Linked DNA regions of Homo sapiens: region 2 is linked to region 1. Evidence: read pairs that join two places in POLR2A ChIA-PET (ENCODE). Cell type or tissue: A673. All regions are shown on one strand.

The links. ChIA-PET counts read pairs that join two places held together with the same protein. Peaks named below come from ENCODE experiments on the same cell type or tissue, not always from the same donor. Only the 100,000 strongest peaks of a DNase experiment are listed, where the experiment ranks them.
Region 2: POLR2A ChIA-PET joins it to region 1 with 8 read pairs; 2 of 35 experiments call an interaction of 5 or more read pairs at or near these places.

What each region holds. Positions count from the first base shown.
Region 1 is chr4:163,819,709-163,822,208 of GRCh38, reverse strand. All of the region lies in intron 4 of MARCHF1 (membrane associated ring-CH-type finger 1), which reads left to right. Among named protein-coding and RNA genes, the nearest start is that of TMA16, 330 kb to the right of the region's middle. In A673, no CTCF peak of the experiment used is centred here; no DNase peak of the experiment used is centred here.
Region 2 is chr4:163,766,915-163,769,414 of GRCh38, reverse strand. The region is part of intron 4 of MARCHF1 (membrane associated ring-CH-type finger 1); the gene reads left to right. Among named protein-coding and RNA genes, the nearest start is that of TMA16, 270 kb to the right of the region's middle. In A673, no CTCF peak of the experiment used is centred here; a DNase peak (open chromatin) is centred at 1,214.

The DNA of each region.
Region 1 (2,500 bases):
TTAAAAAAAAGTATACAAACCTTTTGTCTCTTTTCTTACAGCTCCCTTTAGGTTCTCAACTTAGAAATCAAATGGCAAATTATGTGTCTCTAAGAAATTCAAAGTTAAGGTCATGGTTTAAAAACAGGATAAATAAAAAGTAATTAAAAGTTTTGGCAAAACTTAACAAAATCATGCAAAGTTATGCTTTTATTAATTTTGTCTTATTACACTGTCTCATAAAACCGTGAATTTCCTTTTATATCTGCTTCCAGTGGTATAGGTGACGTTACAGAGGAAAACTTACTCTATGCTTTTTTTGTCAAAAGAGTTTGTGTTTTGTGACACCAAATCCACAGATAGTATTTTCCCATGGAAGTGTGATTATATTGAGTAGTCTGTTTTCTCTGAGCTCTCTTTTACAAAAAAAAAAAAACCCTCTTTTCCCAGGACGTTGCCAATATGTAAGAGATTTGAGTTGAAGCTGTAATTTTCCACCTTCATGGTCTTTTATTCTACAAAACACAGCTTTTCATTAATTTGTGGAATTAATCATTTCTAAATGAAATTGGAAAATAAAAAATTAGAACCTAAAAACTAATTAAAGCAGTCACTTTCTAATTCTGCTAACAAAATTTTTATGATTAATTTTTTGTTTATGTTCTTTGAACTTTTTAATTTTTATCTCATAGGATTTTTTAATTTGCCTCATAGTGTTAGTGATTTTACTTTCCACAAATGTATCAATCTGGATGATTGAAATTTATTTGTCTTTAATGTTTTACAAATATTTACTGAATGCCTACTATTGAAAATCCTCTAGCAGGCAATAACCATACATGGTTATTGATGTCATGGTCTAATTGGAGAGATGGCCATTCATTAAATAATCAAACCCACACAAGTATAAAATTGAAATTGCAGTGGATCCTAGAGAGGAGAGGTAGTTGGGCCAAAAGTGAATACAATTAGAAAATAAGGCCGTCTTGAAGAAGTGACCACTTGTGTTGAGATTTGAAGGGTAAGAGTTAGTTGAGCAATGGAGGGAGGGAAGCATGCCCCAGAAAGAGGAAATCATGTGCAAGGGTATGCATACTATAAGCAAAGATTAAAGTGTGTATAAAAGCCTAGAAGGCCAGGGAGACTGGAACAGAACAAGTTGATCAAGTGCAGTGCGAGCTGAAGTTAGAGAGGTGGAGCCAGGACCATGCGGGACAGTGTAGAGGAAGTTAACAAGCTTACTTTTTATCTTAAGAACAATAAGGAATTTTAAGCAGGTAGTTAGCAAGATTACATTATGTTTGCATTTTTAAAAGCTCAGCCCACACTATAAATGGGACAAGATCAGATGTGGGTAGAACTTAGAAGGCTATTTCAGGGTCCCAGGAAAGAGATGATAATAACATGGACTAGAATTCATGGGAGTAGTGTTTAGGGATGGAAAAAAAATTGTTTGCATATGAAAATTATAAAGTCAACTTTATAAGATTTAGTGATGGATTGAATGTAAAATGAGAGAGAGGGCTCTAAAACCACCGTAGCTTTCCAACTAGTAGACTTTGATGAATGGGTTATTATTATTAGAAATAAAGAACAGTAGTCTGGAATTAAGTTTGGATAGAATGTGAGAAAGATAGTAAAACTGATGGCTTTTGAATATCCAAAGTAAGATGTAACTAGACTTTGAATAAATGATTTGCAACTTGAAGAATTGTCTGGGTTGAAGATACGTATGAGTACATCATTGAATCTGTGAGCATGAATGATTTTTCCCAGTGAAAGAGGATAAAACAAGAAAAGGCCAAGAAAAAAGTCTAGGGAATTTCAAATTTGAATGGCCAAGTAGTGAAGGGTAGACTAGAACTTTACAATAGGCAGAGAACAATCAGCTGGAGAATGAGAACACTAAGAGAGGGCTGTGACATGGAAGTTTATAAAAGAGATTACTTCAAAAGGATAACTGGGTCAGCATTACAGAGTGCTGATGAGAGGTCAGGTAAGAAGAGTAAAAAATATGTATTGGATTCGGTGATGTAAAGTCAGCACCGTCCTCACAAAAAAACTATTTCAGTGGACTATTGGGAACTGAAGCCAGATTGGCATACTCTAGAGAAAAGAAAATACAGACTATAAGTATAGATAACTCCTTTAAAAAAATTGGGCTATGGAAGAAAGAAGGCATTCGCTGGAGGAGAACACAGGATCGGTATTTTTTAAAAATTATTGATTTAGGTTTGTTTTCATATGTTGATTGCACAAACTTGTGAATGTTTAAAATACGATGGGAAGGAATCATGTAAAAGGAAGAGGTTGAATATGTAATTCTGCAAAGGAATCATCTAGTTTATGATGTCCAGGATGCAGGATGAGATGAAAGCTGTAGTTCAGGTGGTGAGCATGGCTTTACATAGGCATGGGACAACCTCTTTATTGTAGTAGAAGAGATGACAGAAAGTGTAGGTGCATATGCAAGTTGGTTTGTAAGATGGTTTGTACGAATATTGGGGAGAGCATTAGGACG
Region 2 (2,500 bases), 53 kb after region 1:
TAGCTCAGGGCTAGACCCATGGAAAACATTCAATTTTATAGTATCTATTATACTACTTCTTCTAATCTAAGAGATATTGTCTGTCACTTAGATACATATAGCTAAGTGATTGCCATAAAAATGAATGAGCAGTGTTCTGGCCAAATTTAACAGAACTATGACAACCCTGTTTGGTAAATTATTTCTTCTAGAATGATTGTTTTTCTTAATCTTAGGTAGACATATGGGCATGTCTATATCAGAAATGTGTTTGCCTGTTTATAGTAATATGTAGGTAACAGAAACTTACCTATAGCTATAAGTCACATTAAAATATTTAGGTGTGCTTTTTAAAAAGCACAGCAGAGACCTCTCTCTACAATAGTCTTTTGCTAACTAAGGAATAATGGGCCTTATTATTAGCTGGACTTATTCACGTGGTATACATTTTAAAGGCTTCATATTAAATATTTTCGGCATTATTGTAGCCACCAGGAAGTCCAGATATTTGACATATAATGGTTGCATATCAATTCAAGAGCTAATGGCTTAAAGAAAGAGAAAGTATAGGAAATTTAATCCTATCCCCCTATGTTGAATGATTATTGACTTACAGTTCTTACTTTGCTACCTATCTGCCAGAACTCAAACCAAAAAATGAGATTCAATTTGGTCTTCCAGAGAGATTAGTTTTCAGAAACATATTACAAAGTGCAAAAGGTTACACTCAATAAATTTCTAATAAGCACAGTATTGTAGATGATTCATTCAGTCTTTGAAATATATTCAAGCTCTTGCAAAACAATAATTAGCCATGCATTTCCTAATAAAAAAAATCAGAAGCTGCTATAGCATGATTTTAATAAAATATTTCACACTTTTTGATCATGACTTTTCATTCAGTGCAACTGAACAATCTTCATGTTTGACAGAACTTTTTTTGTTTTTCCCCATGCCAAAATGGGAGTAAAACTACATGTCTTTCTAACTAATTTAAATTCTATTTTTAATATGCTCATAACTTTGTAATAAGGCAACTTAAAGTATTAATATTTCTGTCCATAACTCATTGAAGTTGTTTGTTAGTGTTCTTTTCAACAAGAGACGAAGTAAGCCCTTTATAATGGCAATTCTGATTTCTTTTTAATCTGAGAATATGTGTCAGTTGAAAAATTGGAGTGAGGATCTCCAACTGAGAAGGAGAAGTTAAATTGAAAGCTAAATGCTTCAAGGCAGAATTATCATAGATTGCGCAAGCTCCTAGACACTTCAGAGAACATTTAAGTTCAATTTGGACCTACTAAAGAAATCAAACCTCAAAATTCAATTTTTAAAAATTTCTTAAATCTTTTAACAAAGACGGCAGGTCATTTTAAGCCATTTCAAAGAAAAAGATATAAAAAAAATGCACTCTTTCTAAATAAACTTGGCCATCTCTGTACAGAGACCCTCAAGCTGAAACTTTAAACCAAACAGGAAAAAGACCTAAATTTCTTACTTGATAAATTTGGATGATAGCAATGTACAGCTAGAGTCATTGGTGGTAACATTTGTGAGTTTAGAAAAATTATAAATGTGCAGAAAATTAACCTATTTTAATTTTCTTTTTTTATTTTAAAGAAAAGGCTGTTTTAAAGTATAGTAGTACAAAATGCAATAAAAGAAGTAAAGCAAATTTTATAAAGTTAACTTGACAGAACAAATAAAATCTCTCAATATACAGATGAGGGTAGATCAGAACATAAGGCGGAAAAAGCCAGCATCAACTTTGGTGTCTCTGCTGGGTCAAAAATGGCAATATTGGCTGGGCACGGTGGCTCACGCCTGTAATCCCAGCACTTTGGGAGGCCGAGGTGGGCGGATCATGAGGTCAGGAGATCGAGACCATCCTGGCTAACACAGTGAAACCCCGTCTCTACTAAAAATACAAAAAAAGTAGCTGGGTGTGGTGGCGGGCGCCTGTAGTCCCAGCTACTCGGGAGGCTGAGGCAGGAGAATGGCGTGAACCCAGGAGGGGGAGCTTGCGGTGAGCCGAGATCGCGCCACTGCACTCCAGCCTGGGCGACGAGCGAGACTCCATCTCAAAAAAAAAAAAAAGGCAATGCAATGTTGGGTTTGAAGTCAGTACAACGTGTTCTCTGTTGATAACTAGGCAGAACGCAAATTAATCAGATTTTCACAGGTTATAAAAAAAGAAAAGAAGTTTTTCTGTCTGGATTGCCTTTTCTTCCCATGGGAATGAGTGAAATTTCTAAAAAAACTGTAGAGTCAGGCAGATCTCTAACACCTACAGGCTTTATATCCTTGGATAAGACTTTTTTTTTTTTTTTTTTTTTTACATCGCCGTATCCTTATCTGAAAAAAAGACAGCAGCATGTACACTGAAGATTTTTATGGGAATTAAATGAGATAATGAAAAAAATATGTCCTAATGCTTGGCCTATAGTAATTATTATTTTTACCACCAATATTAACAATATAGGTATTGACTGGAGTTCTATAATGTTTAAAAATCTGAGGA